2 separate regions of the Homo sapiens genome follow, and region 2 is linked to region 1. Evidence: read pairs that join two places in POLR2A ChIA-PET (ENCODE). Cell type or tissue: PC-9. All regions are shown on one strand. Links, peaks and the distances in the headings refer to the core of each region. The heading gives the core; the rest is flanking DNA.

Region 1 (7,877 bases), core at 1,884-6,883:
GATCCTGGCTGTTCCTGAAAGTGAGACGAGCGGATTTCCTGCTGGATGGGGCGTGCAGGTTGACACTCGCACAGAGCACTGGCCAAGCACTAGGACGCTGGAGTTGCCTGCATGGGAAGGCTGACAGAGGCTGGTGGGCTGAGTGGCAGGGAAGCAGCTGGACAGGTGATGCAGTTCCAGAGAGAAGCCCAAGGTGCCCAGTGTACAGCTGGTATCGGATGAGATCACCAGGAAGTCAGCAGAGAGAGGGGAGGGGCCAAGGACAGAACCCTGGGGGGCTTCGACATGAGGTGGCTGCGGGGAAGAGAAGCCAGCAGGGTGCAGAGAAAGCCAGGACTTCCATCCTGGAAGGTGGATGACAACCAGGAATTACCTACTGGCTTTTGCCACGTGGAGACCACAGGTGGCCTTGACAAAAGCAGCAGTTTTGAGGGAGGCAGGGGACAGAAGTCTGATTGGCCTTTTGAGAATGAGAGAGGTGGGGTGGAGACAGAAGAGAGAACCCTGAAGAGTTCTTGTTGCTGTTGTTTTTGAGACAGGGTTTCACTCTGTCGGCAGCCTGGAGCACAGTGATGCCATCACGGCTCACTGCAGCCTCCACCTCCTGGGCTCAACGGATCCTCCCAGTCTCCCAAGCAGCTGGGACTACAGGCACATGCCACCACGCCCGGGAGATGTTTGAAATCATTTTCACCAAAGTGTTTTGTTTAAAAAACAAAACAAACAAAAACACCACTCATCTTGGCATAGACGGAAAGCTGGCCCATTCCCCACGGGTGCTCACATCACACTCGTCAACTGATCCAGCTGTTAGGGGGCAGGGTATCACCCAGAGATCACAGAGGCTGGAGACAAGTTCATTCTCACTGGCTTAAGTGTTAACAATAAACCATAAATTAAATTCTAGGGTGACAAAATAAACGCCCCAAGCTTCAATAAGCAATTGTGAGAACACAGCCAATTCCTTGAAACGAACATTATTGGTGCTTGCTGCATCTGTGCCTCCACCCAGTCAGTAGGGGGTGTTTCTCTGGAATGGGCTCACCCACCCCCCTCAGGCTCCCACTGCACCAGTCCACACCAGTTCTCTTAAGAACTGTTCATTTACACACCATGAAAAAAGCAGCAACCCACAGATATAGCTATTTTTTTTCTTTTCTTTTCCTTTTCTTTTTTTTTTTGAGGCAGGGTCCCCCAGGCTGGAGAGCAGCAGTGGCGTGATCACGGCTCACTCCCTGCAGCCTTATCTCCTGGGCTCAAGTGATTCTCCCCTCAGTCTCCCGAGTAGCAGACTACAGGTGCGCATTATCATGTGGCTAATTTTTTTTTTTTTTTTTGAGATGGAGTCTCACTCCATCACCCAGGCTGGAGTGCACTGGCGCGATCTCGGCTCACTGCAACCTCTGCCTCTCGGGTTCAAGCATTTCTCCTGTCTCAGCCTCCCGAGTAGCTGGGATTACAGGTGCCTGCCACCATGCCTGGCTACTTTTTCTATTTTTAGTAGAGACGGGTTTCACCTTCTTGGTCAGGCTGGTCTCAAACTCCTCACCTCAGGTGATCCACCTGCCTTGGCCTCCCAAAGTGCTGGGATTACAGGGATGAGCCACCATGCCTGGCAGTGGCTAATTTTTTATTTTTTGTAGACACGGGGTCTTGCTATGTTGCCCAGACTGGTTTCAAACTCCTGGGCTACAGTAATCTTCCCACCTTGGCCTTCCAAAGTGTTGGAATTACAGGCATGAACCACTATACCTGATCCTAATTGTTTTTTCTTTGGTAGAAATTAATAATTTTACTCACTGGTTTTTCTTAATTTTTTCCTTTTTTTAACTGATTTTCGAGTAAAAACTTTAGTTTTGACAAAGAAAATATATTCATAAACATATACACTTTTATTAAGTCAACTACTGGTATTATATTAAATATATATCTTCTAATATGCAGAATATATATATTCTAATATGCAGATTTTGCAGCTCGCCAAACAGAGGTATTTAAGATCACGCACAGATCAATTTTCAAAGACAAAAGGCAGCACACAGTGCAGGGAAATCTAGTCCCAGAGGGAGCCCCCATGTCAGCTGGGCAGGACCCTTCACACCAGCAGCACTGATGGGGGCGGTGCCCACCCCGGCCCCAGGAACAGGATCACAGGAAATGAGCTCAGCTGCTGCACTGGAGCAGGATGAGAAATCGAGAATGAATCCTCACTCCTTCCTAGTACAACGCCAGAGTAGTCCTAAATATATACAGAGACGCTCTCCCACACACTCCAAACTGGGCTGGGACCGCCAGGACAGGAAGGACGACGTGACAGCCAGGAAGAGAACCGTCTACGCATCTTCCTCCTGGAAGGCCTCGGACTTGTCTCTGTTTAACTGAGGCGGAAGGACAGAAAGGAGCCCCAATGCTCTGGCCTCTAGAGTTCTGTAACAGAGTCCGTCCTAACTTACTCTTCCTGGCTCTCTAACCCTTGAGACTGAGACTTGCTAATACACTTCTAGAAGACAGTGGGCACAGCACTCATAACAAAGTACAGTGATTAAACGGTATCTACAGTGATTAAATGCTTCCTACCCCGCATTAAGAAGCAGGGAGGAAGAGTTTTGAATGTAAGAAAGTAAAAAGTTTGCAAAGCATCAGTAAATAAGGTTCAAAGGAGAGCAACTTAACTTCAGTAATTAGTAATTTGGGGAATTTTTAGCAACTATTCGTAACATCCACCAAACTCTTAGGATTAATTCAAGCTTATAACATAGTCCTTCCTATTTGACAGACTTGAGAAGGCAGGATCTTTTAATACTTTCAATTTGCTTTTTATTCTCTTATACCCTAAATATTTGATGAAATATTCAACCCACCCATTGCTAATGGCAGCTTCCACTTTCTGAACATCTACATATGGGTCAGGGATGTTATATAATAATATCTCTACAGGCATATGGTCTCAAAACTCCTGGGCTCAAGTGATCTGCCCACCTCGGCCTTCCAAGGTGCTGGGATTACAGGCGTGAGCCACTGGGTCCAGTCTAAATGTTTGGTATTTTTAATCCCTTGTTATTTGTCTTTACTCCCCACATAAGACTTTTTACGTGTCAGTTTTAAAATTCAGAGGCAAAAATTAACTCCACTCATTTTTCTTGTTGCTCTTAACTTAATCTAGTAGACAGTATATTTTGAAATTTCTTTGTGTCACTGCTGTGAATTCAGAAAAGTCTGGTTTTCTTTCTGCACAGTAAAATACCAGCTGCTCCTAATGTCATGATTAGTACCATCTTCTGAAGAATTGACAGTCCATGCAGCAAGTATCATTTTAGTTTAAGGTGAACTGTGTCTTTCAAATTACTTGAGAACTGGTAATTCAAGTAAGCAATTCTTTCACTCTCCTGTAAGCAAGCACACTGTCCGATGTGCCACCCCTCTCCCCCACCAATTGCACTTGGATCGCTTAGGCTAACATATGTGTACCCTACGGCACAGAAATTCCCTCCCAGGTAAACACCCAAGAGAAGTGAGCAGGTATGTCTACCAAAAAGACACACACAAGAATGTTCAAAGCAGCTTTACTCATAATTATCAAAAACTGTAAACTACCCAAATGTCCACTCACAGAAGAGTGGATAACCTGTAGTATTCATGTAATGAACTAGTACACATTAAAAAAAAAAAAAGAAAAAAAAAAGGAGGAGCCAGGTGTGGTGGCTCATGCCTGTAATCCCAGCACTTTGGGAAGCCGAGGCGGGTGGATCACCTGAGGTCAGACGTTCAAGACTAGCCTGGCCAACATGGTGTAACCCTGTCTCTACTAAAAATACAAAAATTAGCCAGGCGTGGTGGCACATGCCTATAGTCCCAGCTACTAGGGAGGCTGAGGCAGGAGAATCGCTTGAACCCAGGAGGCAGAGGTTGTAGCAAGCCACTGCACTCCAGCCTGGGTGACAGAGCGAGACTCTGTCTCAAAAAAAAAAAAAAAGGATGAACTCCTGTCATACACAACACTGATGAATCACACGGATGTATGTGAAGCTAAAAAAAAACCAGACACAAAATACTGCAGGATTCCATTACATGAGACTCAGAAACAGACACAACCCCAAGATCATGCAATGGGGGAAAACAGCATCTTCAAATGGTACTGGGGTGGCTGGACAACCACATGCTGAAGAATAACTGTGCGCCCCTACCTCACACCATATACAAAAAAATTAACTCAAAATGAATTGAAGGCCTACATGTAAGAACTCAAACTACGAAACACTTAAAACACGGCTGGGCGTGGTGGCTCACACCTATAATCCCAGCACTTTGGGAGGCCGAGGTGAGTGGATCATGAGGTCAAAAGATCAAGACCATCCTGGCCAACATGGTGAAACCCCGTCTCTACTAACAAAAATTAGCTGGGCATGGTGGCACATGCCTGTAGTCCCAGCTACTCAGGAGACTGAGGCAGGAGAATCGCGTGAACCTGGGAGGCAGAGGTTGCAGTGAGCCGAGATCACGCCATTGCATTCCAGCCTGGTGACAGAGTGAGGTTCCGTCTCAAAAACAAAACAAAACAAAACAAAAAACCACATGTAAATCTTTGTGGCCTTGGATTAGGCAATGGATTCTTACAGGTAAAACATGAAAAACAGGTAAGTTAAACTTCACCAAAATAAAAATCATTCTGTTTTTTAACTACAAACACCAAACCTGAACAAAAAAATGTTCAAAAGAAGCCATTAAGAAAGATGGCTGGGCATGGGTGGCTCACACCTGTAATCCCAGCACTTTGGGAGGCTGAGGTGGGCAGATCACAAGGTCAAGAGATCGAGACCATCCTGGCTAACACAGTGAAACCCCGTCTCTACTAAAAATATTTTTTAAAAAATTAGCCAGGCATGGTGGCGGGTGCCTGTAGTCCCAGCTACTCAGGAGGCTGAGGCAGGAGAATGGCGTGAACCCGGGAGGCGGAGCTTGCAGTGAGCTGAGATCGCGCCACTGCACTCCAGCCTGGGCGACAGAGTGAGACTCCGTCTCATTAAAAAAAAAAAAAAAGTGAGAAGACAAACAACAGAAGCGTAGGAAATATCTGAAATCACATATCTGATAAGGGACTTACATCCAGAATACACAAAAAGCTCTCCCAACTCACTCATAAAGACAAATATCCCAATTTAAAAATGGGCAAAGGATCTGAATCATCATTTCTCCAAAGAAGATATATTAATACAAATGCCCAATATGCACAGAAAAAGATGCTCAAAGTCATTCGCAATCAGGGAAATGCAAATCAAAACTGTAACCAGACCTCACTTCACACCCACTAGGGTAGCTACAATAAAAAAGACAAATCATAACAAGCGTTGGCCATGAGGTGGAGAGATGAACTCTTACACACTGCTAGTGAGATTGTAAAATGATGTAGCCTGGCAGTTCCTCAAAGTGCTAAACACAGTTACTACATGACCCGTCATTCCACCCCTAGGTATATAAACAGGAGAAATCAAAGCATGTCTGCACCAAAACTTGCACACTGCATGTTTACTAAGAACCAGGTTTTAAAAAATTTAATATAAAAAAAATTTGTACATGAATATTCACAGCAGCATCATTCGTAATAGTCAAAAAGTGAAAACCGAAATGTCCATCAACTGATAGCTAAATAAACAGAATGTGGTCTACCTAGACAATGGAATACTACTATTCAGCCAGAGAAAGTAATTAAATAACAATACAACATGGATGAACCTTGAAAAGATTATGCTAAATGAAAGAAGCCAGCTACAAAAGACCACGTATAGTATGATTCCATTTATATAAAATGTCCAGAATAGGCAAATCCATAGAGACAAAAAGTATATTAGTGGTTGCCAGGGGCTGGGGAGAGGGAATGCTAAGTACTGCTAATGGGTACAAGGCTCAGGGGCAATGAAAATGCTCTAGAATTAGACAGCGGTGAGAGCTGCACAAATGTGTGAATAGAGTAAGAACCAATAAATCATACACTTAAATCAAAAAGCCAGGCGTGGTGGATCACGCCTGTAATCCCAGCACTTTGGGAGGCCAAAGCAGGTGGATCACTTGAGGTCAGGAGTTCCAGGCCAGCCTGGCCAACATAGTGAAACCCCATCTCTACTAAAAATACAAAAATTAGCCAGGCGTGGTGGTGCGCACCTGTAGTCCCAGCTGCTTGGGAGGCTGAGGCAGGAGAATTGCTTGAACCTGGGAGGCAGAGGTTGTGATATGCTGAGATTGTGCCACTGCACTCCAGCCTGGGTGACAGAGCAAGACTCCTTCTCAAAAATAAGTAAATAAAACAATAATAAAAAACCAAGCACAACGAATCTGTGATATGGGTCACAACAGTGTGTACCACACATGAGGGGGTCACAACAGAGACTACTTGGGTGCACGATTCATTAATTTATTCAAAAAGTATTAAAGGTATTTAAAAATATTCCTGAAATGAAGCAAGACATTGTGGCTACGAGTAAGCACCTGAGTCCTTCAGACTTCACCGCTTACTGTGTTGCAAAATACTGAGCATGAACTCCAGTTTCCTTGTGGGTAAATTAAGGATAATCCCAGAACTGTGGGTGAATGTGACAGTGGATGTCAACAATGAGCAGTGCCAGGCTCTGAGACAGCCCCAGCACGCAGAGCCAGCCTAATCGTTTTGTGATCACATACGCATCACAGAAGATGTGCTGGGCTTCCCCTTTCCCACAGAAACAGCATGGAAGCCCCTCCCAGGAACACGCCCGTCTGCAGTGCAGCTCAGTGCCTGGTGCACAGCTGGCGCTCAACAGGTGCATGTGAGTGAAAAGAAACCCACAGCTTCCAGAAGGTTCTTCCTACGTCACCTGCCTCCTTCTATATTCTGTGCCCATGAACTTGGACATCCAGAACATACTCTCCTATCTAAATACAAGTACATGCAATTCTCCCTTAATAGGGCTGTTATTTATTTGTATTTTATCTTTTATTATTTTTAAACTCATTCAACTGGAAAATACTAGTGACAAGAAAAACAAATTCATGCCAGGGACTTTTTTTCATCCTAGCATAGATCCTGAGATCAGCAGAGTTGATCTGAGTTGCTGAAACCTTCTGCATATAAACCATTTTCAGCAGGGTTCTTAACAACTGTCCAGAGCCAAGTACTGAATTATCTGAGTCCAACTGCCAATCTTTCTAAATTGAATAGTCAATATGTCAGGAATACTATGGTGTTAAAAAAGAAAAAAAGGATAAAAGTAAACATTTTTATGGGAAATTTTCTCTTATCCAAAATTCCTTCAATCTTTTACCTTATTTAGACATTGACTCTGCATTTCTGCATGAGGAATAAGTATGTCTCTGGAAGAAAAAATACTGTTGCTAATTATATGAAACTTCTAGGACCTAATCCAGCACCAGAGAAGTGAGGCTAAAGAAATGCTAAATTACGCTTGTAATCCCAGCATTTTGGGAGGCCGAGGTGGGTGGATCACGAGGTCAGGAGATCGAAACCATCCTGGCTAACACGGTGAAACCCTGTCTCTACTAAAAAATACAAAAAAATTAGCTGGGCGTGGTGGCAGGCACCTGTAATCCCAGCTACTGAGGAGGCTGAGGCAGGAGAATGGCATGAACCTGGGAGACGGAGCTTGCAGTGAGCCGAGATTGTGCCACTGCACTTCAGCCTGGGCAACAGAGCAAGACTCTGTCTCAAAGGAAAAAAAAAAAAAAGAAATGCTAGATTGGCCAGGCGTGGTGGCTCATGCCTGTAATCCCAGCACTTTGGGAGGCTGACATGGGCGGATCACGAGGTCAAGAGATCGAGAGCATCCTGGCCAACATGGTGAAACCCCGTCTCTACTAAAAATACAAAAAAAAATTAGCTGTGTGTGGTG
Region 2 (7,877 bases), core at 1,907-6,906, 230 kb after region 1:
AATTCAGTTGCCATTTTATCTCAAAAGGTCCTGATGGGAAATGTCTCAGGGAAATGTCCTTGAGGAACGTGGAGTGCTTTTCAGAATTGTGTTGGGACAAGCAGGATGGGGGGAGTACACTTTTTTTTTTTTCTGAGATGGCGTTTCGCTCTTGTTGCCCAGGCAACAAGTCTTGTTTTGTTTTGTTTTGTTTTTGAGACAGAGTCTTGCTCTGTCACCCAGGCTGCAGTGCAATGGCGCAATCTTGGCTCACTGCAACCTCTCCCTCCCGGGTCCAAGCTATTCTCCTGCCCTCAGCCTCCCAAGTAGCTGGGATTACAGGCGCCTGCCACCATGCCTGGCTAATTTTGTATTTTTTTAGTAGAGATGGGGTTTCACCATGTTGGTCAATGTGGTCTCGAACTCCTGACTTCAAGTGATCCACCCACCTCGGCCTCCCAAAGTGCTGGGATTACAGGCATGAGCCGCTGAGTTCAGCCGAGAGTACACCTTTTGAGCCATCATGGGTGATGGTTTCCAGGAATATTATTTTTCCATGAAATTGTTTTTCCATGAAATCGTTTTATCTGACTCCAGTGAGTTGACTCATGAACATATTGTAAAAAGGGTAACCAAAGTCGCGAGAGAAGAATTGGTCTATCACTGAACTGTACCATAAACCCATTTCAGGAGAGGACGTGACATCCCCCTCTTACTTTTCCAAAGCTTTAACTCTTTTTCAGGGCCTTTCTCTGTGCTTTCTTCAGCGAGGTTTTTTTGTTTTGTTTTGTTTTTGAGATGGAGTCTCACTCTGTCTTCCAGCCTGGAGTGCAGTCGCGCAATCTCAGCTCACTGCAACCTCTGCCTCCTGGGTTCAAGCGATTCTCCTGCCTCAGCCTCCCGGGTAGCTGGAATTACAGGTATGCACCACCACGCCTGGCTAATTTTTGTATTTTTAGTAGAGACAGGGTTTCACCATGTTGGCCAGGCTGGTCTTGGACTCCTGGCCTCAAGTGATCTGCCCGCCTTGGCCTCCCAAAGTGCAGGAATTACAGGCATGAGCCACCGTGCTTGGCCTCCTTCAGCAAAGTTTTAATTGGAGCATATGCTTGCAGGGATAGCTCGAGATGTATAGTTTTTGGGTGAGGAAAGACACTTCAGCAACAGTTTTGGTCACAGCCTCTGTGAAACAGTTGCTCTTACCATCAAAAGTGTCTGGCTTCCGATGTCTAGGAATTTTGATAAGGGCCAGTGATTTCAGTTTCTGAATGACCTCCAAGAGATCAAAGGCCTGTTGGCCATTTTTAAGGGATTGTCTGGAAGAAGTCAGGAATCTACGTTATTTCCGGAGCATCCCCAAATCACGTGCTGTTGTAAATGCGCCTCTGCTCTCTGTGTAAACTTCAGCAACCTTGCTTTCTGCGCATCGACAGGCTCTGGCTAAGGCAATCAGTTTTGCTGGGTGGGCCAACTTTGCCTCTGGGAGAGGGTTGTCTTTTAGGACTTCAGTCACAGAGACAGCTGCATCACCTTGCAGTGTTTTCCAGAATTGCCATTTAATTAGGGGCCATCAGTAAACCAAATTACATCAGCATCCTCTGTAGGCATCTCCTGTGAGTTCTGCCTAGGAGTGAGAATTTGCTGGGTCACGGCAATACAGCCAGGGAGCAGCCCATCAGAAGGCAATGGCAGCACAGTAGCAGGGCTAAGATCCCTACAGTGAGAGAGTAATGTGAGGTGAAGGCAAGGGAAGAACTCCACATAAAGAAGCCTGTGGCAAGAGTGATGCTGCAAATGATGAGTGGCTGAAATTATTCTCCCAATGTATGTGGGTGCTTGTGACCGTAAGTGGTGAGGCAGGGTTTGCCATAAGTTGCTCACATCATCCATTGGTTCCGAATTCAAAATATTTTCTTTCTTTTTTTTATTTTTTTGAGACAGAATTTTGCTCTATTGCCTGGGCTGGAGTGCAGTGGCACAATCTCAGCTCACTGCAACCTCCACTTCCTGGGTTCAAGCGATTCTCCTGCCTCAGCCTCCCGAGTATCTGGGATTACAAGCACGCACCACCACACCTGGCTAATTTTTGTATTTTTAGTAGAGATGGGGTTTCGCCATGTTGACCAGGCTGGTCTTGAGCTTCTGACCTCAGGTGATCCATCTGCCTTGGCCTCCCAAAGTGCTGGGATTACAGGCGTGAGCCTCCATGCCCGGCCTCAGGCATTTCTTTGCAGCAATGCAAAAATAGTCTCATGCAGTCCCTATTTGAAATTCTGAAACTTGGGCCTTACAGTCATGGGTGGGTTAGGCACTCCCACCATTTCAGTGGTTTCGTTCCTCTGAGGAAGGGGACAGTTATATATGATGGGGTTGAGAACAGAGAAGACAGCTCTGGTGTCAGTGAGAGCAGGAGTCTCTTCACTCAGCAGTGGATCCACTCCTCCTAATGGGAGAGGAAGGAGAAATAGAAACGCCCCCTTCGGCTCCCCAGAGCAGCTGTTTCTCTTGGGTGGTTTTTCTCTCCTGTTGCCATTTAAGTTGTTTGCAATCTTTTTAAAGGTGACTTTGTTTCTTGCAAGAGAAGCAGACCCCTCTTTGGTCATGTGGGCTTATCTGCATCTTCTTAAGAGGTTGGGTCTGGCAAGTCAGCTGCTGGAGCTGCCTTCGTTGAAAGAAGCGGGTTGACCAGAAGATCTGCAAGAGTGCTGTGGGATTTGCTGAGCCTCTTCCTCTGGCGGAGGAGGGATAGGAGAGATGGTAACCAGAGCATGGAAGGCCTGACAAAAGTGGATGTAGAGGTGTGGGAGGAGGCAACAGGAGAGCAGTGGAAGGAGAAAGAGAAGACATTTTCAAGGTTTTCTTTAGTTGTGAAATTGTTTCTGACAATTTTTTGCTTATCTCCTGGACGGAAGCCATTTTTTCCATACCTCTCTTAGAAGCTTCTACCTACCGTTAAAATAGGACTGCTGTTCAATTTGTCTGGTTCTAAAACCTGCTAATTGTATGCACAAACATATTAACTTAGAAATTTCCAAAGACCCCGATTTTGGCCATTGAAATTTGGGGTCATCCTGAGTCATGTGGGTGCATCTGGCTGGGTGTCCACAGCATGGCGCTCTACAGGGGTGACCCACAAACCCGGCTGGTGCTTCCAAGGGGGATTGCCCCTTAAAGGAAAGCTCAGTTTTTGACAACCATTTTCCCATACTTTTAGAAATTCCTTCTCAAAAGTGATCAAGGCTGGAACAGAGCTTCTGGTTGAAGTGTGCTACTTGCAAGCGTCACTCCCTAAGGTCCCAGTGACACCGTGATTGACTGTCTTATGTGTCTCAGAATCCCTGGTCCCCTTGCAGTGGTAGAGTGCTAAAGGCGCCAGGTGACCAGCCCTTATGTGCACCTTCCAGCTGGGGTCTGTCCTGCAGGGAGGCCCTCTCAGACTGCTACACATCATGGACAAACATCCCAACACCCCCATAAAATCTCTAGTCCCCTGCAGCACCCAGCTGGGTTTGGAGGGAGCAAGTGTCTCTTAACTTCCAGGTGAGAGAACTCACCCTCATGCACCCTTTGGTTTGAAACTAGCAGGAATTGGTCACAATTGAAAAGACGAGTCCAAATTACCAGCAATAGGAAACAGCTACAATTTTAAAATCATGCTATGTAACTTTAGGTCAAAAAAAGTGAAATCACCAGTGCTAGTGAAACCACCTTTGCAAAAAAGATAACAATGAGGAAATTATGATGGTGAAAGAGATCTGACCTAACCAGCTCCATCTTACCTTTCACCTCCAAGCTGCCCTTGTTCATTCCTGAGTGTAGGCCAAAGGAGGAAGGGAGGGATTTATAGCTTAATGTTGAAGCAAAGATAACAGCCTCTCCCCAAAACAAACCCTCTCCTTGCCTGGGGATCAGACAGCCTTTGTAGAACTAACAAATGAGCCACAGATGAGAAATTTTGGCTCAGGAGTCACGCGGCCAGAGGCCACAAGATTCCTCACCTCCCCAGTTGCCCCCATAGGTAACGTTACTATTATGAAACCTAAGGTTGGTGTTTGAGGTGTTTTTCAGACCCTGCATTCTGATGGGTCAGCTGAGGCTACACTGACTGGTGAACTGGCTCATCTCGTCTTATGATCCCCACTCAAGAACCAACTCAGCCCAAGAGGACAGCTTCGACTCCCGGCGGTTTCATCCCCGACCCAAGCAGTCAGCACTCCCACTTCCCATCCTCCTGCCCACCAAACTATCTTTAAAAAAATCCTAAACTTTGAATTTTCAGGGAGGCTGATTTGAGTAGCAATAAAACTTTAGTTTCCTGTTTAGCCGATGACAACATGTATTAAACTGTTTTTATTTATTTATTTATTTATTTATTTATGAGATAGAGTTTCACTCTTGTTGCCCAGGCTGGAGTGCAATGGCGTGATCTCGGCTCATGACAACCTCTGTCTCCTGGGTTCAAGTGATTTTCCTGCCTCAGCCTCCCGAGTAGCTGGGATTACAAGCATGCGCCACCATGCCTGGCTAATTTTGTATTTTTAGTAGAGATGGGGTTTCTCCATGTTGGTCAGGCTGGTCTCAAACTCCCGACCTCAGGTGATCTGCCCCCCTCAGCCTCCCAAAGTGCTGGGATTACAGGCATGAGCCACTGTGCCCGGCCTTAAACTCTTTCTTTCTCTGTTGCAATTCCCTGTCTTGATAAATTGGCTTCCTCTGAACAGTGGGCAAGAGGAACCCATTGGGCAGTTACACTAGACTCCAACACTGTAACCCAAAACGCTGCCATGAGGCTGAGGAGAAGACAGACATTCTCTGCAGAGCTTTTGCCTAAATCTCCTGTCCAGAGACAGAGACAGAAGCCCTCACTCTTGCAGGAAAGAAAGGATTTGGAAAACAGCCCAAATAAAGTTTCAACTTCTTCACAACAGCCAAAATTTGGAAGCAACCTACATGTCCATCAACAGAGGTACTTACACAATGGAGTACTATTCAGCCATAAAAAAGAATGAGATCCTGTCATTTTCAAAAACATGGATGGACTAGAAGTCATTATGATAAATGAAATAACCCAGTCTCAGAAAGACAAACATCGCGTGTTCTCATTTATTTGTGGGATCTAAAAGTCAAAACAATTGAACTCGTGGAGACAGAGAGTAGAAGGATGATTACCAGAGGCTAAGAAGGGTAGTGGGAGGGTGAAGGGGAGGTGGGTTCATGGATACAAAACAAATAGTTAGAAAGAATGAATAAGACCTAGTATTTGATAGCACAAAAGGGGGACTATAGTCAATAATAATTTAATTTTACATTTTAAAATAACAAAAAGAGTATAATTGAATTGTTTGTAACATAAAGTATAAATGCTTGTGGGACTGGATACCCCATTTTCCATGATAAGATTATTACATGTTGCATGTCTGTGTCAAAACATCTTATGTTCTGCATAAATATATACACCTATATGTCCACAAAAAATAAAAATTAAAAATTAGAAAAAGATCTAGACCTCAACCAAAAGGAAGGGAGGTCTGAATTCAGGACTCAACCTTTGCACGCAAGGAAACCTCTGGAGTCAGAGGAACACAGAGTGTTTATACTGGTTCGGATTGCTGAGTGTGAGAGGGAATGCCAGTTGGCTGCAAGGGAGGAATAGAGCTGAATCCTCCAGACAACACCAGAAATGCCAACCAAAATTAAGAAACTGAGGCCCCAGGCACGGTGGCTCATGCCTGTAATCCCAGCACTTTGGGAGGCCAAGGCAGGAGGATCACCTGAGGTCAGGAGTTCAAGACCAGCCTGGCCAACATGGTGAAATCCCGTCTCTACTAAAAATACAAAAATTAGCCAGGCATGGTGGCGGGCACCTATAATCCCAGCTACTCGGGCGGCTGAGGCAAGAGAATCACCTGAACCTGGGGGGCGGAGGTTGCAGTGAGGCAAGATCGCGCCACTGCACTCCAGCCTGGGCGACAGAATGAAACTTTGTAAAAAAAAAAAAAGAAAGAAAGAGAGAGAGAAAGAGGGAAAGAGAGAGAGAGAGAGAAAGAGAGAAAGAGAGAAAGAAAGAAAGAAAAGAAAGAAAGAAAGAAAGAAAGAAAGAAAGAAAGAAAGAAAGAAAGAAAGAAAGAAAAGAAAGAAAGAAAGAAAAGGTATCCCATGGTAATCCCATGGTGAGATCCTATGGTGAGATCATAGCTCACTGCAGCCTGGAACTCCTGGGCTCAAGTGATCCTCCCACCTCTGCCTCTAGTCCTAGTCTTTGAGTAGCTAGGACTGTAGGTGCATGCCACTATGCCTGGCTTTTTTTTTTTTTTAATAGAGATAGGGTCTCACTCTGTTACACAGGCTAGAGGGCAGTGGTATGATCACAGCTAACTGCAGCCTGGAACTCCTGGGCTCAAGCCCTCCTCCCAATCCTTGGCCTCACAAAGCACCGGGATTACGTGTGCGAGCCGCCAAACTCAGCCACAAGTCAGTATTTAAAGGAAAAATGGGGCAGTTCCTAAGTTGTTTACCAAAAATTTTTATTGTTTCATTAAAATAACCTATTGATTTATTAGACATCGTTCTTTGTATCACAAATTCCAGGAGCATGAAGATAATGGGTGAGGCTCACATTGTGCAACTTGTGGTAATATTTTAGGTAATTTATTAGCTAGCCTGGAAACTACAGGGAAGGAAAGAAAAAAACAAAGCCCTTAAACAGTTACCCCTGGGCATGGCTGCGGGGGTGTGACTGAGGTCCCATGCTCCTGTCCCTCTGGACCTGATACATTTTGCAGACCCCCCCCCATTCCTCAGGCTGTTCTGAGCCACTTTTCTTTATCAGTTGACAAGGATGCACACCCATGTACTCTTTGTGTCTGGCTTATTCACTCACAATTAAACTTATTCACTCACTTGCTGGAAGTTGCCAGGTCATAGGGTTTGGGTAGGTTCAGCTTTAGAACACACTGCCAAACAGTTTCTCCAGGTGTTTGTACAAAGTGCACTCCCGGCCGGGTGCGGTGGCTCACGCCTGTAATCCCAGCACTTTGGGAGGCAGAGGCGGGTGGATCACGAGGTCAGGAGATCAAGACCATCCTGGCTAACATGGTGAAACCCTGTGTCTACTAAAAATACAAAAAAATTAGCCGGGCGTGGTGGCGGGCACCTGTAGTCCCAGCTACTCGGGAGGCTGAGGCAGGAGAATCACCAGAACCCAGGAGGCGGACGGTGCAGTGAGCCAAGATCGTGCGCCACTGCACTCCCGCCTGGCGACAGAACGAGACTCTGTCTCAAAAAAAAAAAAAAGAAAAAAAGTGCACTCCCACCAGCAAAGTGAGATGCCTCTGGGTGCTGGGTATCCTGGTGAACACTTGGTATTCTCAGTTGCTCAGCTGGTGGCGGGTGCGTGATTGTATCACTGCTTTGTAGATTTGAGGCTGCTGGGGATAGCATTCGACATCCAAGACCTGCCTAAGGAGAGGAATCTAATAAGTCTCAGAAAGTTTCAAACTCTTTATTTTCACTCAGTTTTCAAAGACATATGTTAATTAACTGTCCATTACACTGCAGACTGACTGAGCTGGGCTCCCTCTGTTTCTATATGCAATTAAGTTACTCAGGAAACACTTTCTTTTTTAAAAGCTTTGATAAATAGGTTATAAGTATATTTAAAACTACATGGAAATTAAAATGTTATTGCTGTATGCAATGCTATAAATGAGATAAAACATGCAAATCTGATGGAATTCTGTGCCAAATAGCTAGTCTTTCTTTCTTTCTTTTTTTTTGTTTTTTTTCCCGAGACAGAATCTTGCTCTGTGGCCCCGGCTGGAGTGCAGTGGCGCAATCTCAGGTGACTGCAACCTCCACCTCCTGGGTTCAAGCAATTATCCTGCCTCAGCCTCCCAAGT

Evidence for each region. ChIA-PET counts read pairs that join two places held together with the same protein. Peaks named below come from ENCODE experiments on the same cell type or tissue, not always from the same donor. Only the 100,000 strongest peaks of a DNase experiment are listed, where the experiment ranks them.
Region 2: POLR2A ChIA-PET joins it to region 1 with 6 read pairs; 3 of 35 experiments call an interaction of 5 or more read pairs at or near these places.

Annotation. Positions count from the first base shown.
Region 1 is chr14:103,021,849-103,029,725 of GRCh38, forward strand. All of the region lies in intron 1 of CDC42BPB (CDC42 binding protein kinase beta), which reads right to left. Among named protein-coding and RNA genes, the nearest start is that of CDC42BPB, 32 kb to the right of the region's middle. RefSeq lists a silencer at 1,447-1,714. In PC-9, for the core only: a CTCF peak has its summit at 5,457; DNase peaks (open chromatin) are centred at 4,070, 4,583, 5,343 and 6,513; H3K4me3 peaks cover 1,212 bases; H3K27ac peaks cover 4,906 bases.
Region 2 is chr14:103,247,299-103,255,175 of GRCh38, forward strand. No RefSeq gene overlaps it. Among named protein-coding and RNA genes, the nearest start is that of LINC00605, 62 kb to the left of the region's middle. In PC-9, for the core only: no CTCF peak of the experiment used is centred there; DNase peaks (open chromatin) are centred at 3,793 and 6,543; H3K4me3 peaks cover 806 bases; H3K27ac peaks cover 4,357 bases.